Regions from separate parts of the Mus musculus genome. Here all the other regions are linked to region 3. A link is a loop called in an ENCODE intact Hi-C map of the cell type or tissue named here. Cell type or tissue: left cerebral cortex. All regions are shown on one strand. Links, peaks and the distances in the headings refer to the core of each region. The heading gives the core; the rest is flanking DNA.

Evidence for each region. A loop is a pair of places that touch in the nucleus more often than their neighbours do. Peaks named below come from ENCODE experiments on the same cell type or tissue, not always from the same donor. Only the 100,000 strongest peaks of a DNase experiment are listed, where the experiment ranks them.
Region 1: a loop joins it to region 3, with 4 times the contacts of the local background. A loop is called at or near these places in 15 of 42 quality-filtered maps.
Region 2: a loop joins it to region 3, with 2.7 times the contacts of the local background. A loop is called at or near these places in 20 of 42 quality-filtered maps.

Annotation. Positions count from the first base shown.
Region 1 is chr1:138,818,861-138,827,070 of GRCm38, reverse strand. It overlaps a transcript of Lhx9 not described here. Among named protein-coding and RNA genes, the nearest start is that of Lhx9, 19 kb to the left of the region's middle. In left cerebral cortex, for the core only: no CTCF peak of the experiment used is centred there; no DNase peak of the experiment used is centred there.
Region 2 is chr1:138,634,512-138,642,721 of GRCm38, reverse strand. It overlaps Gm5833 (predicted gene 5833), which reads left to right. Exons shown (of 5, transcript NR_040304.1): 5 at 2,142-2,627. Among named protein-coding and RNA genes, the nearest start is that of Nek7, 19 kb to the right of the region's middle. In left cerebral cortex, for the core only: a CTCF peak has its summit at 4,666 (motif pointing right); no DNase peak of the experiment used is centred there.
Region 3 is chr1:138,330,644-138,338,853 of GRCm38, reverse strand. No RefSeq gene overlaps it. Among named protein-coding and RNA genes, the nearest start is that of Atp6v1g3, 61 kb to the right of the region's middle. In left cerebral cortex, for the core only: no CTCF peak of the experiment used is centred there; a DNase peak (open chromatin) is centred at 3,948.

The sequences.
Region 1 (8,210 bases), core at 1,943-6,942, 490 kb before region 3:
TGTTGAAATCGTGGTTCTGGAAGCTCTGCCTTCTTTTCCTGATCTGTCACCTAGAGGGTGGTTTCATTTTGAAATATTTTGGAAGTTTGCCTGGTTTTGCAGACTTTTAACTATTTGTCTGGTATGTGAAGTGCGGGAAGAGACCAGAGAGAGAGAAAAAACGTAGCTGAAATTAGACATCTGAAAAAAATAATACAAATTTGAAACAGGCACTTTTTTTTTTTTTAAAGGAGAGGAAAAGAACACTAATTATGTGCTAGGGAAGAGGAAAAAGCACGTGAAACAGACTTGGAAGGCCCAACGCACTTTTCTATCATGTACAGCAGTCTTCAGTCTGGGCAACTGCAAATTTATTGTTTGGCATGAAAGACTGAGGACGTTTTAGATGGGTGCAGGGCACCGGATTTTATAGCTTCTACCTCCCCAATGCCTAGACAAGTCTAACTTCTGGCAAATTGATCCTAGGCACACAAACTCTTACCGACAGTATCTGTGAACTTTGGTTGAATATCACTGTAATATTGACTTACATAGTAGGTAGGCTTTTGATACTTCAAATAGGGCAAAACTTCGTAACAGAGAAACCAAAGCACTCAAGTCTTAAAGCCTTGGTGATTTTCATTACCTAAAAAGTCAATAGCTTTACTTAGCCAAACCCCAGTGGACTTTGCTGTACAGTTTTCAGAGTGAAAGCCTCTTTTATTAGCCACACATAAGGTAGCATCATTTTCCAGAGCAGTATGCTTACAGAGAACACTGGGGTGTGAAGCATTGGAAGCGGGAAGTGCTGGGACAAAACCACAGCCTTCTATCATTGTAGGCCTTTAAGGAAATACAAAAGATAATGCTGTTGTTATACGAATATAAAGTTTTGGATAGAGTTTTCTTATTTCATTTTCAACTGTTTTTCTAGCACGGTAGCTTTGCTTGTAGGACGATTATGAACTGTCACGGAGATCCAAGGTCTTTTATCCTGTATGGTCACTAGACATCAGGGGACAGTAAGAACACTGGGGCTTAGTCTAGATTAAAGAAGTAATGTTGCATTTTCTTGGACACCGTGCATATAGGGAAGGTCTGTATTGACCTGTGGGTGAATCTGTTTTCGATTTCTAATGGGAGGTCGATTCTGAAGCCTGGAAGGAAAGTAACACTAAAACTCCAAAAGTCTGATGTACAATTCCTTGCTTTACAGGCGATGTCAAAAAATTGGAACTGAATCTCTTTAGCTTTTGCTCTTGATTTTTAGGTGTTTTTTTTTTTTTTTGTCATGCTTTTTTTGTCTTTGTAATATTTCTCAAATTAATATGATTTCCCTTATCTTAAAAATAAAATCCCAAGTTAAAATATTCTTTTTAATGCCTTCTGGGAACATTCCCATTTTATTTTGCTGAATTTCATAGCAAAAAGGACAAGTTCAGAACTGTGCATGATGCTCAAGGAAATCCCTGAATAGAATGTAAGCAGGGATACAATTGCCAGGATTCATTTCCTTGTTAACTGTGTTGCAAAATAGATGTTTCAACCAGACAGCACCCTCCTGCTCGATACATTTCTCTGTGAACAGTAACAAAACCACCCCAAACATGTATCCCATTGGCAAGTTTCTCTTCTCTTAGACTGTTGATTTTTGTTTCTCCATATTACATTTTATCTTGTGCTGAAATGTCAAGAAAGAGACAAGGATAAAGATGCAGGCATCAGCTCTGGGTAGAAAGTTCTGGTGTCTGTTTCTGTGTCCCTTCAGCTCACTTGTTGGAACCATCAGGAGTGTTTCTTTCCTTTGGACTTTTCTGTTTACACCATGCATGATCTCAGAAATTACTCTGAAGAGTACCTGGATACCTTTTATGGTTATTTGAAATAAAATTTGCTACAAATAAGATACTCTGGCCTCTGTTATTTCATGTCATGTATGAATACATTTTTATACTGTTACATAAAATGAGAAACCATTAACCTTGAGGATATTTAAGTTGTTTAGACAAAAATAAAGAAATTCAAAGGTGAGATTGCATTTACTTTATCATTATTATTTTTCTCCTTTTCCTTTTCCAAAGTAGCAAAACCTAAGAAGAGCTGTCAGCTTTGACTTTGACATTCAGTGGTTTGACTTGAAGTCTATCACTTCTAGTTAGATTTGTTACACAGTAGACTTTAATTCTGTAAAATGAATAAGCACCCAGGTATTTCAGGATTTCAAGCAGTTGTTTGAATTCAGCCAGCAAGAATAGTTTCTTAAAAGAAAAATGGTGGGAAATTATTGCAAATGTAATATTCATAACATTTTACCTGTGTGAACTAGAGACTGTAGACAGTGCTTAAAGAGCTGCAAAAATGTTATGAAGTAAATAAGTAAATGATGGTATGCATTCCTTTATACCAAGAACTGGGATAGCTTACTCTATAAAACATGATCACAGAATTGCCTTATCTTTCTGTATGCACATTTGGAAACTGCAATGACGAAGATATGGATATATTTCTGATGGTTCTGGTTATTATATATTCATTTTTTTCTCTTAAATTCTACAGTATTAACCTGTTGTGTGCATCTGTATGTGTTGAATATTTTCTTTCTAACGCCTTTTAAAACCAGTTATTAATTAAATGCAAAACAAACAGGTACATAATGGCAATTACTTGATTCAGGTACACTGACAAGCCTACTTTTCATTAAGTAGTTTGTGGTCGTGTTCCTGTACACATCTGACGACAGTAATTTTCTGGTCCCGTATAGGTTACTTCCTTCCTTCAGCTTGGCTATAACATTTCTTTTTATTGGAATTGCTGTCTTGAACTATTATATTCAAGTGATAGTATGCTACTATATTCAATTTGACCAATGTATGCATTTCAATGTAAGCAACAAAAGGAATGATATTTTTTGGAAGGAATGGCTTTAATTGACTTTTTCTATTATGGAGGGCAGCAGAAATAAAAGTTCTATCAACATTGCCAATAGAATATTTTGATTCAAAATTAGCATTAATGATATTTAAAGTGTTTAGAATTCAATGAGTTCATGATTAAATGGAAACATTATTAAATTTATTGACTTGCTTATTCACTAAGGCATGGTAAATGTGCATACTATGCAAGAGAGCTGGACCCTGAGGCCAACAAAGAAGCAGTTCACACATATGCAGCTCTCCTAGTGTGAATCCCTATCACACAATGGATTATTAGCCACTTAAAATGAACAATGATAGGGTTTTTTTCTTGACTATTTTATACTGGAATATATCACCAACCAAACTCTTACTATGGATCTTACTTTTTTTTTTAAAAAAAAAAAACAACTTTCTTGGGCTGGTGAGATGGCTCAGTGGGTAAGAGCACCCGACTGCTCTTCCGAAGGTCCGGAGTTCAAATCCCAGCAACCACATGGTGGCTCACACCTATCCATAAGGAGATCTGACTCCCTCTTCTGGAGTGTCTGAAGCTACAGTGTACTTACATATAATAAATAAATAAATCTAAAAAAAACAACAACTTTCTTGACTCTCTACAAATTTCACATCATGCACCCCACTCCAGCTTATCTCCCTGTCCCTTCATATCTGCCCTTCATTCACCATTACAGCCTCTCCCCACAAAGGAAAATAAAATAATATACAATAAAAACAAATCTTGTGGAAGCTGTAGTGTGTCACAGTGTGCTACACAGTAACAGTATACTCTATGCTTCACACATCTTTATTTGCAAATGCATTGATCTATTTCCAGGCCTCTGGCTTCTGCTACACTATTGGACCCTCACTGGGACTCCTCTCAGACATCTTGTTGTTACCCTGTGTCATGGAGATTCTGCAGCTTTGGATCTGTAGGACTGGCCCTTTCATGAACTCCAGCAGATGGTGGTAGATGTAGGGGTGGGCCAACTCAAAGCCCTAGATCTGGGCCTGGAAGTAGCTACAGGGTGAGCTCTCCAGCACTGGCCCAGCTGGCCCACCCAATGCTGCAGCTGGCAAAGGGGCAGGGTTAGCTCTCCTGCTCTCATGGTTGGCCAGTTCTACAGTGCCGCCCAGGTGCAGTGACCATTCACCAGTGCTGCAACTGGTGAGGGGTGGGGCCAGTCCTTTCACTTTTCATGAGCTTGGGGCCAGCTCACCTGGCTGCTCTGCAGGTAGCAGGAAGGGTATCTCTCTCTTGCCCACATCAACTCAGGGCAGACAGACAAGGGGCGGGGTCAGCTCTCCTGATCGTGGTGGTTGATGAGTGCTTGTCCAGACCACGGATATCTCTATGTTCTTTTGGTGGTAACACAGGTCTGGGACATCAACACAGACTCCAGCTATCATAGGATCATGAACCCAGACATGGCTCCCAGCAGCATGGCCTGGGTGTCCCCATGGTCTCTGATGGCAGTACAGGCCACTCAGATCAGCATGTCCCCGGACAACAGCACAGCCCTCAGATATCCACAGGGCAGCCCAGACCATGGACAAATGGCTTGGCTTTTGGTGGTAACTCAGACCACAGGCATCAGCAGAAGCCCAGCTGGACATAGACGTGGGCCTTGATGGCAGCACAGACCACAGACACCACTGTGGTCTCAGGTTGTGCAGGCCCCGCATTTCAGCCTGTTCCTCACTGGCGCTGAATCTCCAGTTCCACCTTTCAGCATAGTGTACAAACCACTTGGTTTCACTTTCTCTTCCATATCTCCACTGTATGTGTACTTCATTTTCCCCATCTCTCCATCATACATTTGTTCTCTGTAGTGATACCTGCAGAGGGTGCTTAAATGTCTTTCTTCAGGCCAACCCAGCCAGCATGGAGTCAGTGTGGTTGGACTGGATTTGACTTTATTTATTTATTTATTTATTTATTTATTTCTCAGATATGGATAAACTCAGAGAATCATTCTCTTTGCTAGAAGGCGCCTTACTAGATTGGTTCAAATTTCTTCCTCCCTCCCTCCCTCCCTCCCTCCCTCCCTCCCTCCCTCCCATCCTTCTTTTCCTCCCTCTCTCCTTTCCTCCCTGACCTTTTTCTTTCTTTCTGAGACAAGGTCTCAGGTATCCCAGGCTGGCCTCTAAATTGAAATATAGTTGAGGATTGCCTTGATCCTTCTACCTTTGCTCCCAGGGTGCTGGAATTACAGGCTTACATCCCTGTTGCAGGTTTTATTTATGTAGCACTGAAGATTAACCCAGGGTTTGCCCATGCTATGCAACCACACACCAATGGAGCTGCAGCTCTGCTCCATCTCTTTTTTCTTGAAAGAGAAATTACAAAGACAGATGTGTGTTGTTTCTAGTTTACATGCCATTATAATCTGTTTTGTTTTGTGCCAGGCATTGAACCCAGGTCCTCAGGTACATTAGCCAAGGGCTACTGTACTGTGTACTGCTGAACCACAAGTCTAGGCTTAGTAAGAGTTTTCTTTGGGGAAACCAGAAGGAACTTTTGTTGCCAAAAGTTTTTGTTTAGTCCCTCCAGATAGTCTTCTTTCATTGTTAGTGAAGCAATATGGCTAATACACGAACCTCCTCTTCGTTGCTCTAAAGTGTTGCTGAAGATTGAATTCCATTTGGAGAGATTACGATTAATACATCATAGAATTTTCCACCACCTTTAGTTGATGTGTTAACATCAATTACCACCATTTCCTCTTAAATTCTTTGCTTTCTGCTTTGAGTTTCTTTTCCTATTGCACTACGAAAAGTACCTTCTTGAAACCTTTCCTCTTTCACAGCATCTTCCCTATCTTTATTTACATCATCTCGGGAGCCAGATCTCTTTACCCCCAGGACTCGCTTCTCTTGAGAAGTTCTTTCCCAAAGGCTTTGTACCTGCTATTTCCCCCTGCAGCTCTGCTGACTCAGAGCCAGCCCACCAGTCACAGCTAGGAGCATCCCTGAAAACCACATTCTTTCCTAAAGGTTCAACTTTTCAGTAATGACTCCAAATATATTTCTTGGGACATTTCCATCTCTGCTATTGCTGGAAGGGCAGCGGAGGTGAAATTCAACTCCTGTTTTCTCTTCAGAAAATGTCTGGGCTTTTTCATTTCCGTGAACAGCATTTCTGAAGACAAGCATTTCTCCATAACATTCTCCTTTTCTCCCATTCTTTTAAAAAACCATTTCTTGTCACCCACTTACCAGATCTTATTGACTTTTGATCTTTGACCTAGGTCACATTCTACCTGTGTTTGTCCATTCCTCTTTGTAGGGAGCAACCAGAGTCTTGAACAGCTGCATATTGTTTGATATCAGCAGTCATATCATAAGCCTTGGCCCTATGAGAGTGACAAACCCTTCTCAAGGTGAGACTCAGAAGGATGATGGGAAGGCTGTCATTGGGCCTGAGTGGGAACGTTGACTTTGTGTGCAGACAATGATCTCCACAGCTTTCTCCCTCTGGATGTTTGCAGCCTGAAGCCTGCTCCCCTTTGGAGACTACTCCTACCTAGATTAGCTAAACCTGCTTCCTGCTGTACACAATGACAGCTGTATATAATAACACCACCTCCCTGTTCCTCTGTATGGATGTCCTCGCCTCCTTGTTCAGCTGTGTGTAAAAACCATGCCTCCTTCCCTGCTCAACTGTGTAAACACACTGGGATTCTGGGATGCTGTTGCTACTCCATCAGAGAAGTCCTCGGCCACCTAATTCTTCTAGCTTTTCTCTGTGTCCATGTGCTTTTCATCTGTTTATGCCCTCAATGTCCAAGTTAGACGGATTCCTGGAGCCACGCAGGGTGCACCCCTCTCACCCTCTTACTACTCTCTGGGGCTGAGCTTTCTCCTGGTTACAGGAAGGCATTCTTGTTATGAAGCTGTATGGTTTATTCAGATACCATGCTGCTCCAGATTCCTGTTTTCTGACTTATCCTGAAAGCACAACCATTAGCTAGAGACTTCTAATTGGTAATATTTACATATTAGTGGTGGTTGGATACCTTCTTTCATGATGTAGTAGTATGTAATCCAGGAGATTGTGAGCCTTTCTACAGCACAGGATCATCTCTTTCTGTTATTTGGAAGATCAGGAAAGCTTTCTGAACCTCAGCAAAACCAAAATTGCATAAGCCAATAGACAGTGAACGATTACGTCATGTCACAACAAAGGTGAATACACAATACAATAACATACAAGGGCAGCTTGAATTATAAAGTTAAAGCCCAGTGCTTCAGGGAAGTTTGGGGCCACAGACGGACCTCGTAGGAGGGGCCCCAGGTGTTGAGGTTGCCTCTGTGAAGAAGGTGGAGAACGAGTAGTGGAGGGCCAGGGTATCTCTGCTTCCATCCCTCTGTGGCCGACTCCATGAAAAGGAGTTGTGAACTGTGTATAGACAGACCTGGGTTCGAGTCCTGCCTCTCCCACTGAGGTTCTTTCTGGTGCAAGCCCCTACCTGCCCACCGCACTCACACTGTGTTCTCTTGGGTCCGATCCTTACTCAGGAGTGGAAAAGCTGGACCATATGTAGTTCTAATCTTATTTTTTTTAATTCCATATTTCTCCATAAAAAGCTGTCCTGATTTGCATGTCTACCAATAATGTATAAGAATTCATTTTTATCCAAATACTGGCCAACAGTTGTCATTTATTTATTTTTGGTAATAGTCATTCTAACTGAGTTAAGATGGTCTCAGGATAGAGTTTTAATTTGTGTTTCCGAGATAGCTAATGATACTGGTTATTTAAATATATTTATTAGCCATTTTGAGACGTGTCTATTCAAATTATTTTCCAATTTTTAATTGGATTCTTTTTTCTTTTTTCTTTTTGGTAAGTGTTGAGTTCTGTGTATAGTCTGGATATGAACTGACTCCTCACCTCTTTTTCTTTTTGGTAAACTTTACACAAACCATGTTCATCTGATACGAGGGAATCTAATTTAAGAAACACTCTAGCTGCATATGTAGCAGAGGATGTCCTAGTTGGACATCAATGGGAGGAGAGGCCCTTGGTCCTGCAAAGGTTCTATGCCCCAGTGTAGGGGAAGGCCAGTGCAAGGAAGCAGGTGTAGGTGGGTTGGTGAGCAGGGGGAGAGGGTAGAGGGTAGGGGATTTCAGAGGGGAAACCAGGAAAGGGGATGACATTTGAAATGTAAATAAAGAAAATATCTAATAATAATAAAAAAATGCCTTCATAAGATTGGCCCATATGCGTTCTTGTGGGACATTTCTTTGATTAATAACTGATGTGCAAGGGCCCAGCCCACTATGTGCAGGTGGCCCTGGGATATATAAGCA
Region 2 (8,210 bases), core at 1,998-6,997, 300 kb before region 3:
ATTTTATAACTGCTATATGTAGGACTATAGATAATCCACTTAATTATCCTGCCTATTTTATTGTAAATGAGAGAAAAATTTGGGCTAGCATAGAGTATATGACATTTATGGCTATGGAAGAATATGTTCTGAACATTACACCATAAACACCTTAATGTTCTCATGTGTAACTGAAACTTGATTTATGGCTCCAGAATTTATTGGTTATGAATCTAGAAATACTTTGAGGAATAGATCTCAGTTGCTTTGTTTGAAGTTTGCCAGCTTATCTAATCTGTGATGCAGAATGCCATTTTGGCAATAAACGTGCACTTACTCTATTTATGCTCTGCCATGCTGAAGCATGCTGCTCACATTACTCTCCGATGAGTTGTAAACTATTTCTCTGACCTGGTTATAATCCATGGCTCAGTGACAATGGTTAACGCCAGCTAACTGACTGGTGGAACATTCTTGAAGATGTGTTGTCTTCCTAGTTAATGAACTGTATTGCTTCCTGCCACAGGGGAGCAAGTGGGACCACCATCCCCTTCCCTGGCCCCATTATGCTGTCATTTGGATGGATGAACTTAGAGCAAAGAGACCTACGTTAGTTAAAAGCAAAATATATCATAGCCATTTTTGCTAAGAACTAAACTAGCATTTGCACCTTGAACCATTTTGACTAACTGCAACTCTAGAAAATATCAAAAGAAAATCCTGCCTGGGTTTCAAGGTGTCAGTCAAATACAGAGTTTACAAGGACACAAAAAGCAGGACTTAAAGCACAGGTGGCTTCTAGACTCGGAAATTATGACTTCGGCTTCAAGTTTTATTAAAGGTATATAAGAACAGCCAGTTTCCTAGAAAAAGATAATTTTTCTTTTTAAGCGACCGTTAAAGGTTAATAATTACGTTAGCATGACCCTTATAAGTTTTAAGAACTTCATTTAACTGTTTCTTCCTCAATTGTATAGTGCAAACCTTACTATTTAAAGTGTTCTTACTGAAATGAATGTAAGGACTCTGAAGACAATGAGCTCTCGGAATGCTTTCTGTTCTAGGCATTTCACTTCTTTGGGAGGCACACAAGACAGTCATGTGTGCCTCATGGATTGGCGTCTTGTACAGCTGTAAATCAAGTTCGGCTTTCTCCCTGACTGTGATCTGGAGTTCCCACCTCTGCCATTCCGTCTGCTTCTCTTGTCTGCTCCCCGTCCCTCTCCTTCCTTTTCTTGCCATTTTTATTTATTTATTTTTGAGAAGCCAATGTCTAGCTTAAAAATAGTGATAAAAAAGTCAAAAGAGAATATTTTTGTTTTCCTCTAACTCCAAATCTGTCTCATTGAAAAACAAATCACAAAATACCAAGGGTGATGCAGAACTTCTAGCTAGGAACTTTGACGTATTTAAAGGCCCCAAATGATTCAGCCTGCCTTTGGCATGCACTGACTGTACTATATTATCTCTGGCTGTGGGGTAACATATGAAATGATTTTCTCAATAATTACCTTAGACTTTTCTTGTATTTGCTTTTTGTTAGTTTGCAGAGGTGCTCGTTGACTCACTGAAAGAAAGAAAACAAGAGGAAATTCCTGCCAGGCCTTTCCCGCCTGGGTTTACTTAGGGTGTGAAAGCTGATTCTGAAATTTAAGGTGGACTTCCTTGTTTCTTGGTTAATGGGCTTGTCTAAAATATGAACTGTCGAACTGTCTTGAAGGAGAGTGGTTCTGTTGGTGAGCCTTCCTTCCCCCATTCAAATTTGCTAAAATAGGTTTGCAGTGTGATAGAAACACTAACTAGTCTGATCTGTTCTCCACAATGTATGGATGTATTATACACCACACTTATTTCAGTATATACACAGTATATATTACTTCTGAATTTAAAATTCAAATACTAAGTTGTTTAGATCTAATTACATGATGACCAGAGCTGGTGGATGAAGTTTTTGTTTTGTTTCTTGGTTGTTAATGTTCTCTAAAGTCTCCTACCCAGCCATAAGACCTTAAAGCCACAATTTGTCCTCTCTGCAAGATGTGTAGGGGTAAAAGACGGAGCAGAATTTGAGGGAAGGGCTAACCAATGCCTTGCTCAATTTGAGACCTATGCCATGAGAGGGAACCCACCCCTGAAAATATTAATGCTATTCTGCTATATAGGACAGGAGCCTAACACAACTGTCATCAGAGGATGGATTGAAGGAGCCAGAGGAATCAAGGACATCACAAGAAAATCTACAAAATCAACTAACCTGGGCTAACAGGGGCTCATAGAGACTGAACTACCCATCAGAGAGCATGCCCGGGACAGACCTAGGCCCTCTGAACACATGTAGGACGTGTGCAGCTGGGTCTTCATGTGGGACTCCTAACGCGGAAGCAGGGGCTGTCTCTGACTACATTGCCTGCTTTTGGATCCCTTCCCTCTCACTTGTCTAGCCTTAATAGAAGAATATGTACCTAGTCTGACTGCAACTTGATAGGCCAAGTCCGGTTGATGTCCAGGAGATGCCTCCCCTTTTCTCAGGAGAAGCAGAGGAGGGGTGGATGGCCAGCAAGTGAGGTGAGAGAAGGGATTGGGAGGAGCGGGTTGAAAAGCTGTGATTGGGATGTAAATAGCTCAATAAAAAGAATTACTAAAACTTGATACTCTGTCTAAAGCCATTGAGCTGGCAGCTTCAAATGGTGTACTACACACAGGAAGTTTTCTTGAATTGTTGCTAAATCTGCAAAACTTTAGAAGTAGAAAATGTTAAAGTGTCCGTGTTCATGTCTATTTGGGAAAGAGCATTTGTAAGCATGTTACAAAGAAGGTAGATATCAGAGAAAACCAGTCCACTTTGTACAAAGTGTATCTGTGTAGGGAAATATAAAACATACTTTTCATCTGTGTGTGTGTGTGTGTGTGTGTGTGTGTGTGTGTGTGTCTGAAACTTTGTAACATGCAGTGAGTATTTAATAACTGTTTATTGGATAAACAGATTTAAATCAGGATAAAACAAATTCAAGTATCTAAAGTCTCAGATGGTTTAGAACATCAGTTCCCAGAGGAGCTCCAAGAAGATTGGCTACAGCCAGCATAGCAGAAGGGCCTTGACTTTTTCAGTGGATCATGTGTTTAGCATCTTAGTAATTCTAAGTAGAAACCTTCAGAAATCTATAACAAGAAAGTGAGAACTTCATCTCTTAGTTCAGCCTATCAAGTAATTAGATCTAAACAACCAAGTGCTTTAAAGTTCATAAACAATAATTATGAGTGTAATGACATAAACATGGTATTTTTATACATGTCTTTATTGCGGAATGGTCAACCAGAACAATGAGCATATTACCACTTTGCATAGTTGTATTTTTAGCATTTTTCAATATATAATGCATTGTTATTAATGATAGTTAACATGCTGTATAATAGATCTGCAGAATTTATTTCTCTAATGAAACTTTGTAACCTTTGACCAACATCTTTCTCTTCAGTCTCTTATAATATACCTTGAATTTTTTTTTCATTTGTGACTTTACCTAAATTCCACAAGCTAAATGGCATAAATCTCTGGTGTATGCCCATTAACATAGTGTCCTCCAGCTTTATCCACATTGTTTCAAAGGTCAGAACTCCTTTCCTTTTAAGGAAGATAATACCCTGCCCAGTGCATACACCATGTTTTCTTCATTTCTTTGTAGATGAGTGTAGACATAAATTGTTTGTAACCTACTTTTAATAAGGGTCCAACCTCTCTTCTAGCCCACCACCCAGCAGAGGTGGTGGAAGAGAAAAGTTATCAGCAGATGGGGGAGGTGGACCTGCTCAGCAATCGTTCTTTGGGGCTGAGCTGGGTCTTCTTTGGGAGCAGTTCTGTCCTGTAGCAAACACCTTATACAACTCAGAGGCTGCAGTCCAGTCCTTCCAGCAAGCAGACAAGACACCAGGCAGAATCCAGCAGCTGTAGTTCAATCCTGAAGAAATCTCCAGGCTCATCCACAGGCCTAGGTGAGACCTCAGAGGCAGCAAACTGCTGCAGGAAACTTGAGGGCAGTTCTTGGGCAAGCTTCTCTTAATAGTAGCAATTACCATAGGTTGAAATCAACAACACTATGTAAGGCGAACCGATACATGTGTGTGTTTAGCCAATAATAGCAAAGCAAAGCAGACCAAACCAATGCTCAGTGCTTGTCTCCCACTGTCTGTGGGGTCCTATTTATACTCACTCCTTCATCAAGCGACCTTTCACATGTTTGCTATATCCAAACATCCTGTCACCTGTGTCTTATTCAGGAAAACAGCCTTTCATGTGTTTTGCTTTAGCAAGACATCCTTTCACCTGTGCCCCAACAAAACAACACTTGACATAACTAACTTTCCAAAGAAACTAGAAGTTTCTACTTCAGATGGGCACTTAGGTTATTCTCACATGTTGTCTGCTGTCAGTAATGTTGCATGAACAAGAGGAAGCAAATAACCTTTTGGCTGGCTATCTGATGGTGTTGGAAATTGACCTAGATTTGGTGTTGCTGGGTCATATGTTAGGTAGTTGTTTTTACCCCCCCACTCCCCAAAGCTCAAGGACAATTTTGTGAGAGTTTCTCAGAAAACTTCAGACAGGTAAGCTGTGTGTCTTGGCTCCTGCCTGGAGGAGTATGGAGAGGGAAGACAAGCTGTGTTGTTTGAGTCAAGCTGACATGAAGGTCAGCCACATGGTGGCAGGCAAGTTCATGGTGGAGATCCCTGCTTTAGAGAAGCAAGGAAACCCAAAGTGTTAGAAAAAGTGTTAGAACAGAGATAGAAAAAAGAAAAGGAAAAATTTTACACTTTTCTGGGTAATCCAGACAAATGCACTGACTTGTAAAGTTGTATGCCTCTGGCCCTTTAAGCTACTTAGTTGAGAATCAGGGATTCTGGGAAACAAAGGAACATTACATCTCATTGAAGGGATAATTATTCTGCCCATCTCCTTAGCATGGTTTAAGTGACCCTACCTTCTAGAGTACTCCAGCCTTCATGAGGGCTGGTCCATTATTCAGGCCATTGTCCCAGCCTGACTGGAATGTCCAACCCTGACCAAAGATTCTATTCTTTTGACCAGAAAGAGCTATTTTTCCCTAAATGGTCTTCTTCTATCATGTCATTTCCCATCTTGGAGAAGTAACTCTCAAATAATTTATGAGATGGGCTGAAATTGTAATATATATATACATACATATACATATAACCATATATATATATATCCATATGTGTGTGTGTGTGTAACATCCCATTTTCATCAAATTTAGAAATCTAGTTCCATTGGAAGGCATCTGTCACTGGACTGAATGGAATTCTAGTTCCTCCCTCACTTATAGCCTTTAGACAGATGTGCTCAGTAAGGGGGAAATAAGAGACCAGGGTTCACTTCTGCCTGAGAAACAAGGGTGTTTCTAGGATTGCTGCTTCTGGGGTCCCTGCCCTGAGCTGACAGTGGTTTCTAACCCCTGTTCCCATCATTCTCCCCTCTGAGGATTTTCCAATAGAGAATTGGAAAAACAATGGCTCTGTCAGGTGTGGCTGTTGAGGTACACATTCAGGTTATCTATCTAAAAGACTCCAAAATTGCATCAGTGGTTCCTTTGCATAAATATCAGATGGAGGCAGGAAAGTACGTGTCTGGAAAAAGACTAGCAGGAAAAGTAAAGGCAAGAGTTATCTACTTTCCTCCTCCTCTCCTCCTCCTCCTCCTCCTCCTCCTCCTCCTCCTCCTCCTCTCCTCCTCTCCCTTCTCCCCCCTCCTCCTCCCCTCCTTCTCCTCCCCCTCCTCCTTCCCCTCTTCCTCCCCTCCTCCTCCCCCTCCCCCTCCTCCTCCTCCTTTCCCTTGAAACTTATTTTCCAAATAGACTGCATTAATTTGCATTCCTGACAATAGTATGCACGGATGCCCTTTTCAACAGTTCCTCACCAACACTTGTGGGATTTCATCTTTTAGATTTTAGAAATAATTTATTCTAATGTCAGGTAATATTTCAATGTGCTGTAACTAGCATTTCCCTGTTGAGTAGTAACTTCTTTGTATATCTATGAGTTAAACAATATAGAACAACTCAACAATGCGAAAAAGTGTAATTCTGTGTGTAGTGTGTGTAGTGTGTGTGTGTGTGTGCCTAATTTGAAAAAAAAAACAAGACTTCTTTTTAAGTTCAGCAAGTCAAGTCTTTCCTTTTTTTTTTAGCTTTTTAAAATTTTTTTTTACTTTTTGAGATTATAAACAATTATATCATTTCCCCTTTCCTGTTTCTCTCTCCAACCCATTCCTATAGCTCTTCAAGGGCTTTTTTTTTTTTTTTTGTTAATTGTTGCTATATATATAGTACTATATTTTCTTAAATACACAAGTACAACCTAATAGGTCTGGAAAATGTTACAAAAATGTATGTTTTCAGGGCTGACCGAGCAGTTGGTACCAGATGACCAGGTGGTGTGCTCTTCTCTGGAGAAAACTTTCTCCCCCACTTTCAGCCTCCGTAGTTGCTCATAGTTCTCTTTGTAAAGTTGAGGCCATGCACTATGGCGTGCCTGTTGTTGTTCTTGTTCATCTCATGCTCAGGCATTCATGTTGCTGAGATTTTAGGTAGCTTCCTAGGATTTATAATCTCACAGCCTACTTCCTACTCCTCTGGCTGTTGCAATCCTTCCTTCCCTTCTTCCTCAGTGATTCCTGAGTCTTAGGTGCAAGAATTGTACTGTAGAAGTACCAGCTGAGACTGGGCTCCACAACTCTTAAGTTTAAATAATTGTGGGTTCCTACAGTAGCCTATGTCTTTTGCAAAAGAGAAGTTGCTTTAAGGAGTGGTAAGGACTATACTTCTCTGTGGCGTATAAAGTCAAATATTTAAAATGAAGTTAGGAATTGTGCTGGTTTAATAAAGTGGCAGTTATAGGTTCTCCTCCAAGATTCATCAGATCATTAGCTCTGGGTAGTTGGCTGTTTTCAGCACCAGGCATGGTTTTGCTCTTGTTGAACAGATCTAAAGTCCAAGTATACCACTGTCAGTTGTTGTCACTAACAATAGTTATCACTACCACCATCCTTATGGTTGCTTGTGCCATGCTGGTCACTGATGTAGTTCATAGGCATCACAGCTGCATAGGACTGTTGGTTGCTTCCCATCTTCAGACGTTTGCATGGAGACATGTGGTACCATAAAAAGCTATGTCTCAGGGAGGGGGCATTCAGGTCAATTCCAGATCAGGAGCCTCTGGGCCCTGTGTGTTAATTGCATGGTGTTTTCAATAATAAGGACTTACATTCCACTTTTAGGGGTCAACCAAGGGCAATAGCAACAGTCCATCATGCTTTGAGAGTCTCTTGGACAACCCTGACCAGATAATAAAAAGAAGCCTCCTCATGCCTGGTTTGGGAGGTTTTGGTAGATGGTCTATGACTCTTCAAGTTAACAACCTAGATGTGGTCTGTGCTTGGGAATCTTCTCCCTCATCTGTGGCCAAAATTAGAAAGTTTGACCATTTCACAGTGCCCCATATTTCCTATATATTTCTTTTCTATGTTTTATTATTTTTTCATAATCTTCAGTAAGGCAATACTTTTTTAAACGAAGTGTGTTCTGATATCTAAACCAGTATAGCAAGCAAACTAGGCCAGAATAGCTCCTGGGTTTTTTTCAGTCCCTAATGTAGGAGACAACTGTCTCATCCCATTGGTGGGACCTCAAATTCACAAGCTCATGAGACTGGCTAATTATCATAAAGAGGAAGGTAAGAGCTCAGGAAATAGGAGTGTTTGCTCATCTAACCAACTTTAATAGAAAAGGAGAAAAACTACACTACTTTTCATTGGAAAAATTTCTCCATAATTCCAGCCTTTTTATTATATACTTTGTTTTTTTCAGTCTTGGCCAGAATGTTTCACTGTTTGAAGTTTCTAATGTAATAAGTTATTGCTATGATAAATGATGGCTGAAGTGTGGTTTAAGGTTGACTTATTAACAGTAGTTTCTTGACCACATGCGTGGTCTGTTATAATTGGAATGTGAAGGTTTCATCCTGGCCAGAAAGCCTATTGTGTTGACCAGAAGGAATTTTGTTGTATGGGACTTAGTTTTTGTTTGTTTGTTTGTTTGTTTGTTTGTTTTTCTCACCACCTTAAAAGTTAACCCTAGAATGATTTGGGAACCAGATCAGAGATCTGGTACCCAAACATGTTAACGAACCTGGTCTTTAACAAGGATAAGGCCAGCAAAAAG
Region 3 (8,210 bases), core at 1,212-6,211:
TTAGCTATTTTCCTCATTCACATTTCCAATGCTATCCCAAAAGTCCCCCATACCCTCCCCCCCATTCCTCTACCCACCCACTCCCACTTTTTGGCCCTGGCATTTCCTTGTACTGGGGCATATAAAGTTCAAAGCAATCATTTTAAATGAGAATGCTTAAATAAGACTCTTTCATTTGAGTACTAGGAGTCAGAAGAGAATTTGTAGTGCTTTATAAAATTCCTCAGAAGAAATATTGAGGGCACTTGAAAGTGATAAAGGATAGACCCTAGACTTTCCTGAATCTCCTAATTTAAACAAATATATTTTCTATATAATTCAAACAAATGAGAATGATCAAAATATTTAATATTATCATATTCTTATTGAGAAGCAATGTCTATATGAAGATGGAGAGCTAGCAATAAAGGTGGAAGATACAGAGGGAAGTTACTCTTAAATGCTGCTACTAGGTAAGTAATTTATTCTATACATTAGGCTAAAAGAGTGTCCTCGAAGCCAAACTCATGCTGTAGAAAGATACCTCATGCTAAACACTTTAAGTTGCTTGAAAATTAAGACCTTGAACTGTGGGTGCTTGCAGCCAAAGGTCTGTAACAGAGACTATGTCTTTTTTTTCTGATTGATTTGTAAGGGAATATTTTATAGCAGTTACTACCCAATGATCCCTTAGCAAATAAGCCAACTATACCCAGGAACCACTAAAGGGCAGAGACAGCCCTGTATATACATTGAAAGATAATTGTGATGAATGTTTTTTAGAAGCATTGGGCCAACCCAGTAGCAACTTGTGCAATTGCTCTTGGGAAGTCAGTGGCAAAGTGTATAATACAAGACTGAATGACTCCGGGTAAACGTATTTCTTTGAAATGAATGTTTTCAGTGTTTCAATGTTCCAGTTCACTTACAGATTATCCGATTTTAACTCAGTGAAGACCCCAGTGGGTAAGGATTCGTTTAACAACAACAAACTGCAGAATGTATGCACTGTGAGCTGTTAGTAGCAAGTCTTCTAACAGAAAGATCTTTCTAAAGTAACCGGCATAGATATCTGAATGTAGTTGTCAGTTAACTAGGTACTTAAGAAGGTTCTGACCTGTGCTAAGAACATCATGCCAATAGTCTTACTGAGTTGTATCTATGGTTTCTATGCTAGGGATCAAAGCAGGGCATCCTATCTGCTGAGCAAGTCTTCTACTCTTGAGCTGAAGTTCCTGCCCTGGTCTTCTTCAATCTAAAACGTTGTTGTTATGATTGCTTTAAAACAGAAACTGAAATTGAGAGATTTGAAGAACCATGTTCTGAGTTGCATAGCTTGTAATTGGCAATGTCAAGTCCCAAACCCAGGCTGGTATGGCTCTAAATTCATTCCCTTAGTATGAAATATAAACCACCTTATGAGGGAAAATGCAGTTAATGTAATAGACATTTCAATAAAAACATTGGGTAGTGTTATTTCTAAAAAAAACATTGAATTAATTTCACACATATGGAACCTTTTGCAACTCAATTGTGTGTGTGTGTGTGTGTGTGTGTGTGTGTTTTCTTGTATAGCCTCTGCTTTTGGTTGCTTCTATCACCAGGACCCTGGTTTTCCAAACACGTTGCTCACTTTTCTGGTGAGCACCTGAGAAAAGCCAATTCTAGTGTCACCTTTGCCGTGGAACATCCTCAGGAAATCTGAACGGCTAGTGAATGTCATGGGGCAACCTCAGGCATCCAAGGGAAAGGAAAATGCGACTATTTCACAGCTACCGTTCCCTGGATCAAATGACTGGGAGTTAAATCCATATTTGAGAAACATAATTTGGAATCCAAAACCGGTCTGAATGTGGAAATAATGCTATCAAAATAAATTGCTCAGGTAATATAGTGCTGGTCCCAAGTTCCCATCGCTAGCATCCACCTAAAAGGCCAGATATGGAGGAATGCACCTTAATCCCAGATATGGAGAAGTACACCTATAATTCCATGGGGAAGTGTTAGCAGGATGACCCTGAGGGCTGGCTACTAAATGTCATGGGGCATTGAGAAAACTAAAAACTATGGGCAATTGAGGAAAGCTGAGAGCAGGAGAGGGGGTTTGGTGAGCCTTGTTCTTCCTGGGAAAATTAATTCTAGTGCCCCTTTACAACAGGGCATCCATGGGAAGAGCACGCCAATTGTTTGTCCAATGCTGAGAGGCCAGCCCTGAAAACATACATACAAGTAAGATTATGTGGACTCAATTGTTTATATTTAGGAATGTATATGTACATACAAATATGTATGAATATTTAGGGATGTATATACACATATATGCATATATAAAAATACAAATATACATAATTAATAACAATTAATGAAGAGAGAGGCTGTGAAATTTGAAGGAGAGTGAGAAGGGGTATGTGGGGGGTGTTGAGGGAGGAAAGGAACAAGAGAAATTCCATAATTAAGTTACAATCTCAAAAATTGGAAAAAAAAAAAAACCCCGAGGTGGTGAAGCAATTGAGGAAGATACTCAGTGCTGACCTCTGGCCTCCATATGAACAGAGCCTTGAGAATACACTCCCAAAGATCATTGAAAATGAGATTTATTTGCAAGATTGAAAGATTCAGGGGAAAAAAACATTTTCTGGGATGTTTTAGAATCGATAAATCTTACAAGAAAAAAGCCAACATAAAAAGATTGTTTTTGGTGATTAAAGCAGAAGGAGACCCCATCAATAAACCATGTAGTTCAAATGCTGTCAGTGCATTGTGTCTTTGCTTCTCAGTCATTTCTGACAAATGAGCATTTTTTTTTTGTGGTGGACAACATCGCTGTTTAATTTGATACATTTCTTTATATAACTTCACTTTCATGATATTAAAAAAATTTAGGATCAACTGCATAGACAAGGAAAATTGAAAATACATGTATATGTATATGTGTATGTGTATGTGTATGTGTATGTGTATGTGTATGTGTATGTGTATGTGTATGTGTATGTGTATGTGTATGTGTATGTGTATGTGTATGTATATGTATAGTACACACATATATGTGTAATGTATATGCATATGTTTCTGTATCTGTATATGTGTGTATATGTATATATATGCATATATACAGTCACATACATCTTTAAATAATAGGTGTGATATTAATTGAACTCCAAGAAAGAAAAACCTTACTAAACTAAGAGGAGACTGCATTTAGTTCTTGAAAATGGTTGTTATTTTATAACTTTATTTTAAGTTCTAGAAACTGAACCCAGGGCTCCACATATGTGAGGCAAGTGTTCTATACCTCATCCATACTGTAAAGTTTTCACCCCATCCACATTTATTTAGTACTTATCGGTTTAAGAACCAAAGAACTTGAATATTCCTCAAGAATTCACTGTGCTAGGCCTGTAGCTCTCCCTGTTGTGTTGCCACTCTGGGGAGACTATGCTAATTGTTGCATTGTGCTCTTTCCTGAAGACGCTGTATCCAGGAGGATAATAGTTACTCAAATTTGAAAATGTTATGTTCTGGATTTGCAATCAGGCATGAAACATTTGCAAATAGGAAGTAAAACACCCCCCCCAAGAAAACTATATCCTCAAAACAAATCAAACCCCCAATAAACCTGCCTCTGCCAGTGCCACTTTGGGTGTGGGTAGAGGCTGCAGCGGCTACTGTTTTCACTGAATAAGGAGTCACTGGCTGTTTAAAAGTCCAGCTATTTTTTTTCAATGAGTCAATAGAACAAAAACAAAATGACCGCCCCCCCCCCAACACACACCTGACCAACTGCTGGAAATTCTATTCTTGCAGGGCTAGGAAGTGTCTCAAAAAATTGTTCAATTCCACTTAGCAATTATTTATATTCCAAATCAAGGAGCTGAGTCAGAGAGCAGCCACCGTGTGTGTGTGTGTGTGTGTGTGTGTGTGTGTGTGTGTGTGTGTGTGTGTCATAGAAACCCACACTGGAGTTATGCCCACACATCCCCAGGTTCTCAGCTTTCTCTGGGCTGGGTGTGATTTAACGTTTCCTAAGAAATGCTTTCTGTCTGTGTGGAGAAGCACACATCCTTAGCACATTATGTTATAAACTCAGTCTAGCTAAATGCATTCTGCTGCAAAAAGGCAAAACCTTATAAGATTCTGCCTATATGAGTTTCTCTGACCTCTGAGGGCTAACTGAATAATGTTCACAGGTCTCTGCTATTTGGACATCTGGGATACCAGCTTCTTTCTGCTGCTGATATGCTGCGATTTTTTCCCCCAGCATCTACCATAATATTATTAGGTCTACAGTTAGCTTTGGATTATGTCCTTTATACACTGACATGGGAAATATAAACACACACATAATACATGCACACATATGCATTTGTTTATAAATTAAACATAATGCAAAGGAATGTAAAAGTATATCTTCAAATAGTAATTGTAATATTTTATGTTGTAATGGTGTTTCCCAGAGAAAAAGTAAGTTTTATTTCTAAATCAAGTGTTATAAACGTAATAAAATTTTATTTTAGTGCAACTACTACCCTAAAGATTCTTTAAAAGGATTCATCTTTCATGTCATAGTAATATTGCTATCTTTCTTTTGGTATAGAGTTACTCTAGAGTTGAAACATATTCAGTTACAATTGTGATAATGAATGCTGCCATTGGGTTCTCAGCAGGAGGAATAAGGCTAATGCAGACTCAGACCATTCAACTCCCCAGCCCCCCTTGACAACAGAGCCAAATGAGTGCTGGGGACATGGTTAGTGTGTAGGCTTCCAGGGGATCCACAGATCATGTCAGAGTGACACGTTTGCATTCTTCACAGTGACATATGCAAGAAATTCAGACATTTGAAGAATAGTTAGCTGCTAACTCAGGCAGGTGGTGGAATCCATTGTGTGGTCAGAAAAACCTGAGAAGTGTGTCTGAGCCCTCTTTTTGAGAGCATAGGCTTGACTGCCATTATACGGAGGCATGTTGGCATACAATGCAGGGAGAGGGCAAAGAAAAAAATACACAAACTCTTTTCCAGGGCAGGACAAAGATTTAATAGCTGTTGCTGGATTGGCTTTATAAATCCAGGGATGTGGGGGAGGCTGCCTTCCAGTACTACCCAGAGTCTACCTAACATTTTTCATCTGAAATCCCACGACACCTTAGGGAGGTGTGCAATGCAGTCAGTGGTGATCGCAAGCACTCTTGAGTGACTTTTTAAATGACTAACTTTGGGCTGTTACTGAGTTTTTCATCCCTGGTGATGGGTCTGGATAGCAAATTGCCTTGGTTTAGAGATCAGCTTTAAAATCTTCATAGCACCTTCCAAGGGGCTTCACAGTGTAGCAGTCTGGATGTGGATGGCTGAAATCTTTAGGTGTTAGGAGAACTAATTTTAATTTAAAGTTCTAAGTGTGTTAATGGATTAATTATCATATGGATCATATATAGTATGCTTTGAAATATGAGACCATGATAAAATTAATGGCCCATCAAAAACTGAATGCCTTTGGTAGCCAACATGGAAATGTTCATGTTCCAGTTAGATAACTACATGTTAACATCAGATTGATGGCATATCAGTGAGACTCTCACACAGTCACACATGTAAACATGTTTACAAAACAACAGATATAAACTGGCCAGATTTTAAAGTAGTGGGTGGACACACAGCAGTTTGGACAAAAGACTGAATGATTTACTATAATTAAGAGCCCTTGAAACGAAGAATCTCCACTATAAGGCTTGGGTTGATAAGTATAAAGAACTCAGTTAAAGAAATGCACAGAAGTCAGTAAGAACCAGAAAGGGAGACAGTCTGACACACAGTGTCTTTATGTAGAATTTGATGAATAAAATAATTCTGACATTTTTTGTTTGTTTTGGGCTAGGATGAACAATTTTAATTTTTTAGGTAAATAAATGATTGATGGTGATGATGATGATGGTATGTGCATGTGTGTGCACGCATGTGTGTACTGCACATGTGCATTTGCATGTGTATGTGTGTTGAACCAGGCCTACATCTCACATTCTACCCCTCTTGGGCTTCTATACTCTCAAGCAGCTTGTAGCATACACACACACACACACACACACACACACACACACACACACACACACACACATGCTACAAGCTGCTTGAGATCAGGAGAGTCTATCATAGATGGTTGTACTGAAGTATCAAAGAAGAAAGCTAAAACCCCTAATTGGGATTGTAATTAGCTCAGAAAGTAAACACCTACTTTTAAGAAATGGCTTTCTAAAGAACACTTACAGTGGTTAGAAATAGTTCTTGGGGAATGAGTTAAAATGCTTGATCTCATGTCATCAAAGATTATTAGAAGAAATAAAAATATAATTGAAAACATTAAAAACACTGCAGTCGCTCCTATAGCACTAGTGTGAGGGAAAAGTTCTGCCATGGGGTCCTGGTTAGAGGGGAACGGCTGGGAGTCCTCCACAGGCCTTGATGTGGTAAGAGTCATCGTCTTATAAATAGACCTTGTTACAGAAATTGTACCTGGTAAGAAGCCACCATGAGCTTTTAGATTGAATTTTATAAATAGGACACTTAGTGTTGAAACACAGGAGATTGGTTGTAGCAATTAATATACAGACAATAAAATGATGCAAAAACAGAATACCAGTTACAATCAAATTCTAAGGTATGTCACAGAAGAGCCACAGTTCTCACCTTGAGGGGAATACATAATAATCTATTTTGGAGCCAAATATAAGTGACCATTTCCCTAGAACACAAATTTGTTTCACTCCAAATACTGTGTCTCTGCGAGGTAATAATCTCTTCAAGATTTGATAGTATCAGATTAAAGAAATAAATAAAGTCATAAATCAAATCAAATATATCGCTGGGCATATCAGGTAGCAGTTTTTGCCGGAGTGGAAAAGTCTCTGCTGTAGGGGTCAGCCTCTGTCTGATACCATTCTTAGTGTCTGGGATGGTGCAATGTAGGGGCCTATTCATACCATCTAAACGGATTTACTTCAAACTCACAAGGATGTTGAGTAATAAATGACTATTTAAAGGGCAGTGATAGCTCGAGAGAGTTTGGCTCTGGATCTGCAACATTCCAACCTCTTCATAATCATTGACGTTCTCACCATTCAGTCATCCCAGAAGAATGTTCAATGTAAGTGGTGCTTCTTTTCCCAGTTGGCAAAAAATGCCATGATCAGAAACAGATAGATAATAAAGTAACATGTGTGCATTATGAATCCATTCATAGCATTTGTCCACCAACTCACAATAAAACAGAGAGTACTGGAAGTATTTACGTATTATACAGCAACCATTAGTTTCGAGTGGTGATTTCTATATTTTGTGGGATATTTGTCATAAACATTTCCCCACCTGATAAAATTCAAATTAAAATGAGCATAATTTAACTTAGTAATAATGTAGGCCACTAGAGTGTCCCCTTTCTTGGAGAAGCCACACACTGAAGTAATTTGGGACTGAGCCACTGATGATAGGTCTAGGGCCATTCAAGTGTTCAGAGCTGATGGAAGCAGGGATATACTGTCACATGATCACGGAAGGACTGAATTGGGTCCTCAAAACAATTATCTTCCAGCTTCATATATTTGCCAAGAATGTGAAGAGATGACACTGGTTTCCTCTCATTGCATCCCACCGGGACTCATACTATCAACGTGCCTCGTGATTCACCAGTATTGATGACTGACACATGAAGTAAAGCAAGAAGCAAACTTCAACCCACTCTGATTTATGGTGATTTTTGTGGGGCTATAATTCAAGAATCTAAATATCCTGTTTACCTGCAACCCTTCCATTTAATTAGCTAACAGCAGCGTGAGTTTGTGAGTTCTTTATTTGTCGGGTGGGTTACTATTCACTGCCTTCATGATTTCAGATTGTCATTGCCTCAGATGTGACCAGTGGGAGCCTCTTCAGGCTGCTCTCTGTATTCTTATCACCCATCCCCACAGTTCCCAGGCACTTTCTTATTTGCCAACCAAACCAAGTACCCCAGGCTTATTTTCCACTCTTTGAGCCAAGCCTTGAATCTGCTGTTTCCGCAGCTGGAGTTCCAAGGCCAAGATCTAGCTGCAAGGTGTTTTTGCTGCTACAAGAGCATTGCTGTCTCTTTGGGCAGAGTAAGGGAGTTTTTGTAGGTGTGGACATGCACACACATTCCCTTGTACACACTTTTAAGATATCTATTTCTATATTTGCTCTCTCTACAGAAGAATACTAGCTTACA